Linked DNA regions of Homo sapiens: region 1 is linked to region 2. Evidence: chromatin loops called from intact Hi-C (ENCODE). Cell type or tissue: Calu3. All regions are shown on one strand. Each heading gives the region's core, and the rest is flanking DNA. Links, peaks and the distances in the headings are about the cores only. Region 1 has its middle 320 kb from the start of HGF. Region 2 has its middle 240 kb from the start of SEMA3C.

Region 1 (8,348 bases), core at 222-8,221, 290 kb after region 2:
ACATTTGGGTTGGTTCCAAGTCTTTGCTATTGTGAATAGTGCCGCAAAAAACATACGTGTGCATGTGTCTTTATAGCAGAATGATTTATAGTCCTTTGGGTATATACCCAGTAATGGGATGGCTGGGTCAAATGGTATTTCTAGTTCTAGATCCCTGAGGAATCACCACACTGACTTCCACAATGGTTGAACTAGTTTACAGTCCCACCAACAGTGTAAAAGTGTTCCTATTTCTCCACATGCTCTCCAGCACCTGTTGTTTCCTGACTTTTTAATGATTGCCATTCTAACTGGTGTGAGATGGTATCTCATTGTGGTTTTGATTTGCATTTCTCTGATGGCCAGTGATGGTGAGCATTTTTTCATGTGTTTTTTGGCTTCATAAATGTCTTCTTTTGAGAAGTGTCTGTTCATGTCCTTCGCCCACTTTTTGATGGGGTTGTTTGTTTTTCTCTTGTAAATTTGTTTGAGTTCATTGTAGATTCTGGATATCAGCCCTTTGTCAGATGAGTAGGTTGTGAAAATTTTCTCCCATTTTGTAGGTTGCCTGTTCACTCTGATGGTAGTTTCCTTTGCTGTGCAGAAGCTCTTTAGTTTAATTAGATCCCATTTGTCAATTTTGTCTTTTGTTGCCATTGCTTTTGGTGTTTTAGACATGAAGTCCTTGCCCACGTGTAATCTTAAACATTTCCCCAAGTACGACATGTATTTATTTGAAAATTGTGCGTGGGAGTGTGAGTGTATGGAGGTGGCGGGGGGGAGGGGGGGTTAAGGTATCATTCTAATGAACAGTAAAAAGAGAAACTAAATTTAATTATTGAATTGTGTTAAAAATGTACATTCTCTGTAAGTGCTACCAAGAACGGTAAAAAAAATGAAAATTTCCAAATATTATTTTTCTGATTCACTCAAAATTTATTTATTTTAATTTTTATATTATTATGGATACATAATATGCTAATATATTAATATAGTACATGTGATTTTTTGATACAGGCACACAAAGTGTAATGATCAAATCAGGGTAGCTGGGAGTATCCATCACCTCAAGAATTTATTATTCTTTTTGTTAGGAAAATTCGAATTCCACCCTTTCAGTTATTTTAAAATATATAATATGTTATTGTTAAGTATGGTCACCCAAGTATTCTTAAGAGTATTTTTCCAAAACCAAGCAGGGAGAACAAGTTTACATGGCTATTACGATGATATAAAGATATGAAACTGTGAAAGCATATAAACTTGATAGGAATCATTTAATAAGGGCATACGGTCACTCGTTTTTAACCAATTAGGATTAAGAAACAAATGAGATTACTCAATTGGTCAGGGTCTATGTTTTTTTTCTGTGAACATTTACTCATTCATTTCACAAATATGCGTGAGATGAAAATACAGTGAAGAAGAAAGTTGAGGTTCTGATGCCTGCAAGCTTAGACTCTAGGACTCTAACATAGAGCTAGGTTAATAACATCATTTTGATCGAACTACTGTTGACGTTTAGGTGATTTATTTCCAAGACTCTGTGGCAACTTCCACTTTTTAGTAAAGGGACATTTCTTTGGAATTTTTTATTTTTATTTTTAAAACAGAAGACATTATGGGGAAATCCTGAGTAGAAGCCTCTTCTGCCTCCACTTGGGTTCATCTTCAAGAAGGTACCCTCATATCATTAACAGGCAGGAAACTTAACTTCCCGAGCGCCTGTCATAAGAAACTCTTCCCTAGCTATCAATGGAAGAAGAAAGGACCCAGAACACTAGCAAATCTCTTATTCTGTGATTCCCTAGTTTTATGGGAGCCCCTTTTTATTTATATTAAAATATCTTAACGGAGAAGTTAGGATGGGAGATAATTTTCATTTTTTAAGGCTCCAAATTGTATTAAATTTCTATTCAAAAGTTCATTGCTGAATCACTGCCTTGGAGTCAGAGTATTTGTTCCAAATTATTGATTTGGTTAAAGAGATCCACAGAGATGAGCAACTTATTGATTCCATGAAAATACCTTTGGTTCTAATATTTCATATTTTTTCACATTGGTGGAAAACAGGGACTTGGGACATATGTATGTTTTCTCCATCTAGCTTTCTGTAAGACTCAAGGCTCTCCTAATACATATGCTCTGCTTTCTACTTACGATCTTTTTCTTTGGAAAATATCTTTACAATATCAGCTAAATGAGATTAGAAATAAGATATCAAATTCATCAGGAACTCCATACTGAATAGATAAGAGTCTGCTTTCTCATACCAATAATGTTGGTGCCCAACTCAGTAGAAACAAATAAATAGGGTAAGTGTCCAGTAATTTACTTTTCAATAGTTATTTGTATTTCAGATCTTTACTCTGGCTCTTTCATAAGCAGCTTTCACATCAACATAGCTGAAATTCTTATCTAAAATCCATAAAGCCCCTGGGAGAATGAAGGTTAAGGAAAATGATTTTAAGGGAAACCACATCTTTCTCTTGAAAGTGATTGTATCTCTTAAGAGTTTTATATAAATAACTCAATCAAAAGCTCACCTATTTGAAGGCTTTTTTTTCAAGGCGCAAATATAAGATTAACTTCATATGGTTTATTTATTTTCACTTACTTGTTTACCTATCATTTTCTAAGTGCCCCAAATATATTCACCTCTCAAGGCTTGCTGCTTTCTGGACATAGGTATGTACAGAGAAGTCAAACAGTAAGTAGATTGCACCTACAAGAAATTGGCTCTTGATTAGCTCTTTGTAACCATATAGTTGGCGACCTCCCAAAAAGGAGAAAAGAAATGTAAACTCTGTTTTGCTATATGTTTCTATGTATCTTCTAATTAGATGTAATTAGTCAAAAGGCCAAGAAGTTTCAGACATGTCACCAACATGAATGAATATAACATTTTGAGTACATTATAAATGGAATGCATGTGTACTAAATGTAGGTAGAGGGAACTTATTTTAAAATCACTAGTCATATTTAAAGTAAACTTTAAAATAGTAATATTGTCATCATACAACGTATTACCTATAGATGTTACAACTCTTTTAGTTTTTGGAAGAGGTTACAGAAAATATCAGCCAAAGGAAATAGGAAAAAAAGTTAACATTATATGTTTACACTGGTTAGCATATTTGTCCCAGAGAAACAAGGCATATTTGAAGTTCTTCAAGCAGATCAGCAGGCCCAATATTTTAGGAAGGTTGGGTTTTGGCTTGGGGCTCTTTACCTCTCTTGAGACACAGAGCTTCCTGAAATTTACAAGGAGTGTTGTTCCTCCTACTCAGGAAAATGAGATGTATGTATACACACATAAAATACTTGACAGACTTTGTGAAACTCAGATTATCTGGTTTAGAAAAAAGATAGAATCAGATGCACATAATACTTTCTAATGCACATGCTCAATTTGTACATCTAAAGACAATGATAATTTCAAGGTTAAAATCATGTGATTTGCTAAATATTTACTGTTTTATATTAAGGAGGAAATCTAAAATTTGAAAAACACTTCGAGTTTAAAAATTGATCAACTATTTTGGAAAGCAATTTGCAAATGTGGATCAATAACTTTTGAATGAGCATGTCTGCTTTCAGAAATGTGTTTTAGAAGAATAATCTTAAATGCAGATTCATGTACAAAAATCACAACAATAATACATTATATATCAGAGAGTATGTATTTAGTATTTCCTGTATGCTAAGTTGTTTCTTCTCTATGTGTTTTACTCGCTAAATCAACAGCAATTGCCATATAGATGCTATTGCCTACTATTTTAAGAAAAAAACCATGACGCTTACAGGTGTTAATAACTAGCCCCACATTTCAAATGCTAATTGTCATAGTTGAGACATGAATCTAGGTCTACCTGAACTTTTGCTCTTACGGTACACTTTTTAGAGCATGGTTTCTATTAAAAAAATCAGAAGCAGCATAAATGTCCAATATTCATGGGAAGTTTAGGCACCACATAACTGTAGCTATAAGATGGAATACTTTTAAAAAGATAAAATAGATTTAATCAAACATTTTAATACTGTGAAAATTCTTAGGTCATAAAATTAAGCACATTAAAACAAACTCAAAAATATACGTGCCCTATGAACATAGTTTTATATGAGACTGACGACATTTGTCAAATATTAGTAAAAATTGCTTTTGGATTTTGCTTCTTTTTTCCTGTACATCAAAAAAATCATGCAGTGCCCTTCTAATAATAAATATAAACATTTTAACTATTTTTGTAATTGTTACTGATTTCAAAATTCTTTAACCATCAAAGAGGGCCCTTAAATTTGAAACTGACAGCAGAACTACGTGCAATGTCCCTGATAAGAAAGCTGAATGTGCTCCCTAGTGGCCACTGTGTTGTTAAAGTTCTCTGTTGTACTACTCCCTGTGAGGGATTCGTATTTACCTTCATCTGCTATGTGATGGTGGTGGGAAGGAACTGGGCATCACAAGACCAGGATAAACTGGCTGTGTTTTCTAACCAGGAAATAAGTTGTTTGGAGCACTTTATTTGTACGTCTCCTTGGGGAAAATTTAAAGTCTGATCAATCCATTTATACATAAATATTTAGCAACATTTAAAATTGTACTAACTTCTCTATTTTGTCTGCTTATATTTTAACACGTCTTTGTTTTGAGGACAGCTTAGCTTTTTTGCTACACAAACTAAATTCAGTGCTATTTATAGTACTTTATTTCTGAAGCCAATCTATATTTGAGGCTAAAATGTGGTCATTGAAATGATGAAAAGAGCCATGAAGTGATGATATATAAAGACATACGTAGGCTGGTCATGGTGGTTCATGCCTGTAATCCCAGCACTTTTGGGAGGATGAGGCTGGAGGATGGTTTGAGGCCAGGAGTTCTAGACCAGCCTGGACAACAGAGTGAGGCCCTGTCTGTACAAAAAGTAACAGTAAAATTAAAATATTAGCCAGGTATGGCACCTGTAGTCAGCTACTCAGGAGGCTGAGGCAGGAAGATCACCGTTGCATCTATCTTCTGTTCCAGGCTACAGTGAGTTATGATCGCACCACTGCACTCCACCTTGGGTGACAGAGTGAGACCCTCCCTTTAAAAAATAGACACAAATATCTAAATGGTGAATAAATGCATGTGCATAGTATAGAAAACCACAATACCTTAATAACATATATTACATTATTATTATGAATATAATTACTTGAACACAGGAAGAGACATAGATGTACTCTTGGTTGGGAAGATTCACATTATAAAGATATTATTATCCCCAAATTCAAATCAAAAGATAATATATGTCATATAAAAATCAAATAGGAAGCAAGGCTTAGGTTTAGGTTGGGGGCTTTAAAGTCTGGCTTGAAGTCTTAGCTTTAATGCCCACTTGCTGTATAACTCTGGAAACGAAACATAACAGTTCGGAGTCACAATATTCTTGTTTCTATAATATTGATAATAACAATATAATGTTTACTTTGGAGAATTATGAGATTTAAATGAATTCCAGGAATACTTGGCACAAAGAAGAAACTCAGTAAACGGTACAAAGATAATTATTAATTTTAACTCATTTGCATTCAGAATTCTAATAAAGTTAATTTGTTTTCTGAAAATTAGTAAAATTTATCTTGAAGAATAATTACTTAGAATAGGTAAGATATTCCTTAAAAAGAATGAAAATGGAGGAAAGTTGTCCTTCCCAATAATATATGTACATAAGGAATCAGCGAATGTATCTTCAAATCTATGAATTAGAGTAATATTTTGCTGATAAAAAGTTAGGTAGAAATGTACAATACAGTTGTATCTTAGCAGAGAGTTAGGTTCTAAAGCCAGTGTGTAGATCTAAATTTACTTATAGTGAACCTTATCTGTAAAAATCTCTCAGGAATGTGTTATGATGGAAACAACAGCCCTGAGTAAATTAGTTAATTTCTATATAAGGAGAGTGTTTTTACAAAACATACATTCTTCAACTACTAGACCAAACTTAGTGTTGGAAGAACTCACTAAAAGTGGCACTGAGTGGTCTTATGAACTGAGACCAATGGAGGAAACAAAGAAAATGGAAAGGCATTTCTTGTCTACTCTGAGTCAGAAACATTCTGCTGATTGAGCAGAAATGCCTGAATTGTTTATATATTTTCTTAACTTTTGTTCTTCCAAGTTATGTATATTTCATTTTCAAAAAGTTAAATGTATGTATAGTGGAGGGGGATCTTTGAAAAAAATGCAGAACCATATCATAATATGCTATTTTAAAAATACTGGTAGTGAAGACAAAGGGCAAATAATCTTGGGAGTTTTAGGGCCCCGCCCACTGCCGGTTCCTCCCCATACTACCATAGCTGAGGCTCTCTGGAAAGTGCCACCTCCTGGCAGGAGGCCAAACAGCACAAAAATAGAGCATTAAACCACCAAAGCTAAGAACCCTCATGGAGTCCATTGCACCCACCTCCCTGCCACCTCGACCAGAACAGGCACTGATATCCAAGACTGAGAGACCCATAGATAGTTCACATCACAAGACTCTGTGCAGACAGCCCCCACTACCAGCCCAGAGCTGGATAGACTGTCTGGGTGGCTAGACCCAGAAGAGAAACAACAATCACTGCAGTTGCACTCACAGGAAGCCACATCCATAGTAAAAGGGGGAGAGTACTACATCAATGGAACACCCTGTGGGACAAAAGAATCTGAAAAACAGCCCTTAGCCCTAGATATTCCCTCTGACAGAGCCTACCCAAATGAGAAGAAGCCAGAAAACCAACCCTGGCACTATGACAAAATAAGACTCTTCAACACCCTCAAAAAAATCACACCAGTTCACCAGCAGTAGATCCAAACCAAGAAGAAATCCCTGATTTACCTGAAATAGAATTCAGGAGGTTAGTTATTGAGCTAATCAGGGAGGAACCAGAGAAAGGCAAAGCCCAATGCAAGGAAATCCAAAGTATAATACAAGAAGTGAAGGGAGAAATATTCAAGGAAATAGATAGCTTAAAGAAAAAACAATCAAAAGTTCAGGAAACTTTGGACACACTTTTAGAAATGTGAAATGCTCTGGAAAGTCTCAGCAATAGAACTGAACAAGTAGGAGAAAGAAATTCAGAGCTCAAAGACAAGGTCCTCGAATTAGCCAAATCCAACAAAGACAAAGAATAAAGAATAAGAAAATATGAACAAAGCCTCCAAAAAGTCTGGGATTATGTTAAATGACCAAACCTAAAAATAATTGGTGTTCCTGAGGAAGAAGAGAATTCTAAAAGCTTGGAAAATATATTTGAGGGAATAATCGAGGAAAACTTCCCCAGCCTTGCTAGAGACTTAGACATCCACAAAGAATAAGCACAAGGAACACCCAGGAAATTCGTCACAAAACGATCTTTGCTAGGCACATTGTCATCAGGTTATCCAAAGTTAAGATGAAGGAAAGAATCTTAAGAGCTGTGAGACAGAAGCACCAGGTAACCTATAAAGGAAAAAGTATCAGATTAACAGCAGATTTCTCAGCAGGAACCCTATAAGCTAGAAGGGATTGGGGCCCTATCTTTAGCCTCCTCAAACAAAACAATTATAAGCCAAGAATTTTGGATCCAGTGAAACTAAGCATCATATATGAAAGAAAGATACAATCCTTTTCAGACAAACAAATGCTGATATAATTTGCCATTACCAAACCACCACTACAAGAACTGCTAAAAGAAGCTCTAAATCTTGAAACAAATACTGGAAACACAACAAAACAGAACCTGTTTAAAGCATAAATCACACAGGACCTATAAAACAAAAATTAAAGTTAAAAAAGCAAAAACAAATAACAAAAAAACCCAAAGTACACAGGCAACAAAGAGCACAATGGATACAAAAGTACATCACATTTCAATACTAACATTGAATGTAAGTGGCCTAAATGCTTACTAAAAACATACAGAACCGCAGAATGGATAAGAACTCACCAAGAAACTATCTGGTGCCTTCAGGAGACTCACCTAACACATAAGGACTCACATAAACTTAAAGTAAAGGGGTAGAAAAAGGCATTTCATGCAAATGGACACCAAAAACTAGCTGGGGTAGCTATTCTTATATCAGAAAAAACAAACTTTAAAGCAACAGCAGTTAAAAGAGACAAAGAGGGACATTATATAATGGTAAAAGGCCTTGTCCAACAGGAAAATACCACAAATCCTAAACATATATGCACCTAACACTGGAGTTCCCAAATTTATAAAACAATTACTAATTGACCTAAGAAATGAGATAGACAGCAACACAACAATAGTGGGGGACCTCAATACTCCACTGACAGCAGTAGACAGGTCATCAAGACAGAAAGTCAACAAAGAAACAATGGATTTAAACTATACCT
Region 2 (8,348 bases), core at 35-8,034:
CTGCCAATGTGGTCAGTGGACTCTAGCTATTTGTGTTGCCACCACAATGTTCCAAAGGATTTGTAAACTATCAGACAGCACAGAAGCACAGGCTTGGGCAGGGGAATCTGACTGGCAGAGCAGAGGTCCCAAGCCCAAGCTGAGTCACATGCCTGCATCTGAGCTACCAAGGGCTTCTGATCCTTTCTGTTTCAGAGAAAGAGTCTTCACCAGGCCTCAAAAAGGGTCAGACTGCTCAGTCATAGGAAGAGCATTTTGATGCTCATCAGCCAAAAAGTAAAGAATAGCCATCTCACTGTTTCTCTCTTGTTGGTTTTGATTTCTTCCTCTCTACATATTTTTAACTTAAATGGTTAAACTCTTCTGAACAGCTAGCTAGACTCCTTCCTGAGTTTCTTAGGCATTGACAATGCTCTGTACTACTAATAATTTTGTTTTCCATAACTGTTCTTACTAAACATTTCAATGTTTCATTTCTGTATCTTATTTAGGTTTGGCTCATGATCAATAATGAAGAGTTGAATTGCACCAAGGTAATGCCTTCGTTATAAGATAATCTTAACAGCTGGATTTAGCTAAAAGTGTGAGGTTATGCAGATGGAAAAACTGATCTAGGATCCAATTATTAGGTAGCCTGCTTTTTATTAGTTATTAGGTATGATATTTAGTTGTTCCTAGTGAATCTTGACAAAGAATGTACTGTTGGAACACAAACAGCAGAAAATTGCCATTTGTTCTAAGACCTTGTTTGCTCTCTCCACAGTATTAGCACTAGCGTATCAGTGAATGTAACTCATCCTTGTTAGCTTCCTTGATCTTTTTCTTAGACAATTGTCTCTTCGTGCCTAAATGCATTTGTTCAGCTTTTAGTACAGGCATGCAAGACATATGCCCTTAAGCACACACACACACACACACACACACACACACACACACACAGGCACACATGCAAACACACACTAAGCTACTGTTTCTGCTCCCCATCTGTTGGTTACAAACGGAACTATATGCAGGGAAATTATAAACAGCAATAGAGCTGAACTCACCTCTTCATGAAAAACAGAGAAAAATTATATGGATTTGTCTATTCAAATAGTATGCGTTATGTCTATAAATGTTAACCCTTAAAATAAAGTTTTTATGTCTCCTATGTGGCATATAAATCAAGGTAATTACATTTATTATACAAACACCCTGAATCATTATCTTAAGAGCTAAAAGCATTTTGAATTACTGAGATAAAAGCAACTCAGATCATAGGACCAGGTCTTTGCTGTATCAATCTTATTTCTATCCAAATAGACTCATTTATCTCTCTTTGTTGATTAAGACACCCATTAGTAGAAAAGCATATCTATTGACTATATAAAAGAAGTTGGATTTATGAAGCTTTGGTAATTAGCAGTCAAGAGAATTAAAAATTAATGTTCATGCAAAAAAATTGGAAAGGGAAAGGAGAGAAGAGGAGGGTAGTGTAAGCAAATTAAGTCACTTTAAATTCATTGAAGAGTCTTATCTAATACAGGTTAAATTTAATAAATCATAATATCATAAGAAAAGCCTATCATTTAGAACTATACTGTTTATCTGAAGAATTGTGAATGGAAAAGTTCAAATATACTTACCCCTTAACCCTGAAGTTTTGGATTGATGTTTTATATACATGCAGAGAGAGAGAGAAGAGGAAGCAGACATATAAATGGTGATTAATTTTTATTTTTTAACTTTGAGATTTTATTGTTTTGTCTACATGTGTATATATTTATATGAAATGAAAATATGCTAAATGAAAATATGCTAGACAAAAACCCACAATAAAAAAGAAAAGCCAATCTTGAGGAAATAATTTTAATGAACAAAAATATTCACGGATAACAAACTGCATGCATCAAACTTTGGATTGGAATAGAAGAAAATGAGAACAAAACAAGGGGAGTACAATAATGGGTTTAACTAAGGAAATGATGGTATGATTATATGATTTACTTCTTTGTCATTATGAAAAATGAAGTATTTTATTTTATTTTATTTATTTATTTATTTATTTATTTATTTATTTATTTATTTATTTATTTTTGAGATGGAGTTTCACTCTTGTTGCCCAGGCTGGAGTGCAATGGCGCCACCTCGGCTCACTGCAACCTCTGCCTCCTGAGTTCAAATGATTCTCCGGCCTCAGCCTTACGAGTAGCTGGGATTACAGGTGCCCGCCACCGCGCCCGGCTAAATTTTGTATTTTTAATAGAGTAAAATAATTTTGTATTTTAATAGAGACAGGGTTTCACGATGTTGGCCAGTCTGGTCTCAAATTCCTGACCTCAGGTGATGCACCTGACTTGGTGCTGGGATTACACATGTGAGCCACTGTGCCCGGCTGAAAAATGAAGTTTTAAATGTAAGTTTTATTGACTGCATGCCAGTTAGACCTAGGATTGGACAGCACCACAGAAAATTCCCAAAATAAGTGATTTAACTAAAGAAGTTTAATTTCCTCAGCCATAAAAGAAGTCTGGGGGGGTGCATAGGCCAGGACTAGTATGGAGCTCAGTTTCCTCTCTTCCTACTGTCATTCTGAAAATATGAATGCATCCTCAAAACGTTGGCTGGTGGTCTATCGTTTTAAGAATTTTTTATAGGAAGCAGCCTTGCAAGGTAGAAACAGCATTTCTGTCCTACACAAAGGGTGTGCAGGTTCACTGACCATTATAAAAGTTTTAGGCTCTGTAAGTGTCTCATCCTCTTCTGGCCCTGTGGGAATTGGCACTCAGAAAACTGGGACAAGAAAACCACCTTTCTGTGGAAGGGTTTCTTTTTTGCTTTCAAGTAGTGCAAAATTTTAGAAACTTTGCAGTTCTTTACAGTCCAATACAACATTTCTGCTAACATCATTTTGTCCAGAATTTAGATAAATAAGCACATGGCCCAAGGGAGGCTGCAAATGTTATCTTTTGATTGAGCACTAAAATTAGAGCATTGTTACTGGGAGGAAGGAAAAATGGACTTCAGGGTAGGGCACAAGACGTCACCGCCATAGACTGAAAAATTTGTTCAAAATTTAGTGTTATGTGAAAAAAAAATATTTGAATAAGTAAACAGAAATAGGCCACAGATTTTTAAATGTATAGTAAGTGTTTACTGAGGTTATCTCTGGGTAATGAAGGTGCATTAATTTTCTAGGTGATGCTGTAGCGAGGTACCACAACCTAGGTGGCTTAAATAAGTGGAATTGGTTGTGGTATAGCTCTGGAGACTAGATCAAGTTGTCGGCACCACTGGCTCCTTCTGAGAACTGTGAGGGAAAAATCTGTTCCAGGCTTCTTCTTTTGACTTTTAGATGGCCATCTTCTTCCTGTGTCTTGTGAAAGGAAAATAAATCTCAGGACCCCAAAATCACCAAGCCGAAGGGAAAAGTCAAGCTGGAAACTGCCTCACACAAACCTACCTCCCATTTTGTTCCTAAATAAGATAGCTACGAAAAAGAAAAGGCCACATACCTCCCTCACAATTTGCCCACTAGGAAATTCCTTGTGGGCCCCAAGATCCTTACCCTAAAACAGTTCTGTTGAATTTCACCCTGACAATGTTAATTGATAACTTATCTTCAAAGGTATGGGAGAAAGGACAGAACTCAAAGTCATCCCTCTGCTCCCCTGAGACAAATGCATATCTGATTGCTTCTTCTGCCCTATGTTTATTTTATCTTATGTAAAAATACAGATTCACTGAGTTAGAAGAATGCATAAGTGACTATTCCTCTACCCCCCCACTTTCACATGCGAATGGCTGATCAAAGACTCAAAAGAATGCAACCATTTGCTCCTTATCTACACATACCTTTAAAAAATGTTTTTGTCTTTCCTCAGTATCCACCCTTTCTCCTATAAATATTTAAGCCCTAAAAATCAGCTTTGGAGAAAGGCACAGACATGTCTCCTTACCACGCATCCTGAACCTTGGCAAAATAAACTTCTAAATTGATTGAGACTTGTCTCATATGCTGTTTGGTTTACAGTCCTTTCACATGGAATTCTCTTTGGGTACATGCCTCTGTGTCCCAATTTCACTTTACTACAAGGACCCTAGACAGCCCATCCTAATAACCTCATCTTACCTTAACTTATTATATCTGTAATTAATCTATTTTTCAAATAAGGTCACCTTTTCAGGTACTAGGAGTTAGGATTTTAACAGATGGATTTTGAGGGACACAATTCAAGCCATAAGAGAAGGTATGGGTAACTTTTTTATTTGAATTTTTATTCTTTCCAAGTATCATTGTATTGCTTTTAGGTAATTTTGCTAATTAAAAGAAAAGATATAATTTTTAAAAACAAAAGTTCAAAGTGTCTTGTTTACTCATTATGCTTATATAATCCTATTAGTAACCTCAAAGTGTGATTTAATGTCAACCATATATTTTTTAGTCTTTAGTAAATAATGTTGTTTTGTAGTTAAATCAATAGATTTGTCACAACAGGTTGTGACACTACACCTCTCTTCCAGCACATTTTTGTGATGCATTTTGTTTTGTTTTGCCTGTTTGCTTAAATTTTCAGGGCTCTCTATATGTTCACAAAATTACTGCACATACATTCAGCCCATGGGCTGGCATCCTTCAACAGAAGTGGCTTCCAGTCTGGGACTTGTTAACCATTCATTATATTTCTGACTTCAATGCTGAATTGGTGGGAAATTATATCCACTAGGCTTCATTCCTAATGACACAGAGACACTGAGTGGGAGTTTGTGAGTGATGACTTTTCCAGTAGAATGTGAAGGTAATTGTAACAGTTTGACATAGAAGAACAGAGTGACTGCTTCAGGCATGAGGACATAGGGTACAAACCAAGATAAAAGGAAGACTTGGAAACAAAGGCTACATTCTGAACCAGTTCTTTCTAAGTACTTTACACTAGAGGAGAACTTGTTAATGAATAACCTCTATTGAATAGCTGCCATGAAAGCAAACAGAGAGCTATTTTACTATTAGTTACATTTTCATGCAAACGTTACTCATTTGTTCCTGAAAAACCAAATATTCCCTATCACCCTTGAAGTGTAGGATAGAAAGGAATGCTTAGGTAGCCAACACGAACCACTGAAAGAAGAGGTAGAAAATATGAAGAAAGCTGACCGCAGACGAGACAGTGAACTCCAAGGAAAAAAAAAAAAAAAAAAAGGAAAGGAAGGAAGCAAAGCCCACATTTAATGTAAAGAGATGTGTAGTTCATTGAACTAAACCCCAGAATAGAACATAAGAGTTAACACTTTAGTCAACATCAGGGAAATGGGATCATTATTACAATTCCCACATAACAATATTTATTTGTTTTAAATCCTGGTTACCATAAAAGGTTAGAGTTTTATATAAATGTTAATATTCTTTGTTTACCATCAGTAATATGATGGGAATCTTGAGCATCTAAGATTTAAAATCCCAGTTTAACAACTTAAAAATCCCAGATTAACAATTTAATACTGTGTTCATTGCTCTGTTTCAAGTTTGCTTTTTATTTATAAACAAATCCTAACTCTTTATTTCTCAGTAGAGCATCTATCATAATTCCAATTTATTTTCTTATCCTTCTATCAATTTCTGTATTTTTTTCTATTCCCTGCCACATCTTCTAATCATAGCTGCACATCTAACTTATGAGAGATCACTTGGAAAATCACAGGATTCCACAGGACCTGTCATTTTAATTAACAATACATTAGATAAATTCCAATTAACATTCACATTTATTGAGTTAATATGTTTAACAGTTTTTCAATTATTGGATTTTCCCATAATGAATAATTGAGTTTCAGTTTCCTAATGACTCCTCTCAAATTTCAAAAAAAAGTCAAAAAGTCAAATAGAACTTCCAGCTTTAGGGGTTCATGTATGGAACTACACAGTGCTATCTATATTTAAAATATAGAGCAAATTGGATGCTTTGTATAAACAAACCTTTACATTCTATTGGCTTCCGAGAGGCATAGTTCACATGAAATCTGAATGCATGTCCTTTATAATCTAGTCTAAGTGTCAGTTTGAAGACAAGATTCAATGTTAATAACTCAAACCAGGAGGAATTCATCATATTCCAAGTTAGAAAGAAGTGTATCTGAGAAAAATGAATCATATTTTAATCTGAACTCATGAATAATAATTTTAGTCCAAATGAGATGTTTTGATCTTGAAAAGAAGAGTTTAAGGAGGCAACAATTTGAAAAGAAATGCTACTGAAATGGCAATGTTCTGACATGATAGAATCTGTTAGGTAGCATTTCACTTCTACATTTCTCACCCCAACTTCTTTCCTTTTGATTTAAACATTGGCATACCTAGTATATGTAATGCCCTGAGCAGATTTTTTAAACATTCTTCATATTTCCATAACAAAACTATGTACAGTAATAATCTTGCAACAGTCACTAATAATCATTATTTAAATCACTCTTTAATTTAAAATTGAACAATTTAAAAGAGAAAAGAATCCCAACTTTAAAGATATATTCAAATATTTACTCTGTCATTAAGTATGTAATTCCTCCCCCCCCCCAAAAAAAAGACCCTTTCATGTTTAGTCTATTACACTTATAACATTGTAAATATAAGTAAAAGCTCTAACCAGTCACATGGAATGGCAGATAGTTACTCATGCTTCTTCACTTTTACAATCACTGTGTTTTCACCGTTTATTTAAAATCCACTGTTTAAATACAAGACTATGTAATACTATGGAGCATGAAGACAAGATGTGTACCAGAATGAACTTGAAGACTCTGAACCATTAAGAACTTAGTCTAGAAACAAACACAATCACTTCTCTGCCCTTTGGCTAAGATCAAGTATAGAAAAGAACACATATAGCTAAGTCCCTGTGTATGTGTATGTGTATGTTGGAGGGTGTAAATATAAAAGAAGGAGAAACTTCAGGAAGATTACAAAAGACAATTTGCCAGTAAATATTATTTCTGTGTTCATATAATGCAAGACATTTATATTTAAAGAGACCACTTGGTTTTCTAGGACTTAAAAAAAATTTTTTTTCAGGTCTTTTTCAGATCAACATTAAAAACAGGTCATAATATATTTTTATTTTCAACCCTGAAAAAGGGACCTGCTGAATTTGCATTAGTTTAGTTGCCAAAATAGATCAGAGGATGCTAATCCATGAGAAACGTGTCTCCTCCTCCCCTTTTTCCCTTCCTTTAAAACCAAGAGATGCATATAATTTAACCATGCTTGCTTTGGGTAACAAACAGCATGGGGTTGAAATGCATTGAGTCTGCTTTCTAAGGAAGTACAATACTTCACATTTTTAATGCATCACTGAACAGAGGTCAAGTAGGGTAGTACCAGCATAATATAGCACATCAAACTACCCGCAGTAAAGTAACTCAATATACCCTGTGTATATTTCTCCCACATTAGCAAGTGGGTCATCAATCTCTTAGCTAACTTAAGCCCAGTTGTAAATTTATGGTATTTTGCTTCCCAACATGTTCCTGCTCGGTTTTCATGATCTTCCCTAATATATGATCACTTAGCAAATACAAAAAGACAAGATATTTATTTTTGATTTCCAGATTAACTAAAAGTTATCATTATTCCCCACCAAGAATTCTGAAAAGCTAAATAAATTCTATGAAAAACAATTAGTGTTTATCTAACAAAAGAATTATTACCATCTAGCTTCCTCCTAACTTTCTTTGTAGCTATTTAAATAAAATTAGCAGCTGAGACCATCACTTTGAGGAGAAATGATAATTGTCAGATAATAGGATCTACATAATTCTTAAAATTTACAAAAATTTATAAAATTCTTATAAATTTAAAAACTGCATAAGAACAAATAAGAGAGAAATTCTGTGACTGTTAAAGTAGGTGTTTTATTTAATGTGTGTGATGAATAACCTAACTCCCTCAAGTTAATATATTTTTCTCGCTGTTTAGTACTTTTTGTGGAAGTGTTGATGTGTATTTCATTTTAAGTAACATAGAGCAACAGTGACATTACATTTCAATTACAAGTGAGAAAAATGGAAGGACGACTCTGTGGCTTATTTGAACTCTTTCATTATTTAGTTATACCACCCTATTTTGATACAACAATGGGAAGTTTTATGTTTAGAAGACTTTTATTCTGTCCTCCTTTAAGCATTTCGCACAGGCACATATATTTTTCTCTAAAAACACCCCTAGTAGGCATTTATTTCATAAACATTTGAGCATTACACATATATTGGGAGATAGGAAATTAGTAAGATAAGGTTCCCAGTTTTGAAAAGCTTGTAGTCTACTGGAGAAAATATATATTGTAGGAGAGGGTGTTTTGCTTTTGTTCTTAGATGACACA

What was found. Peaks named below come from ENCODE experiments on the same cell type or tissue, not always from the same donor. Only the 100,000 strongest peaks of a DNase experiment are listed, where the experiment ranks them.
Region 1: it touches region 2 in a loop (3-fold over the local background); 4 of 110 quality-filtered maps call a loop at or near these places.

Annotation. Positions count from the first base shown.
Region 1 is chr7:81,443,216-81,451,563 of GRCh38, forward strand. No RefSeq gene overlaps it. Among named protein-coding and RNA genes, the nearest start is that of HGF, 320 kb to the right of the region's middle. In Calu3, for the core only: no CTCF peak of the experiment used is centred there; a DNase peak (open chromatin) is centred at 4,366.
Region 2 is chr7:81,151,068-81,159,415 of GRCh38, forward strand. No RefSeq gene overlaps it. Among named protein-coding and RNA genes, the nearest start is that of SEMA3C, 240 kb to the left of the region's middle. RefSeq lists an enhancer at 4,861-5,005 and a cis regulatory region at 4,927-4,940. In Calu3, for the core only: no CTCF peak of the experiment used is centred there; no DNase peak of the experiment used is centred there.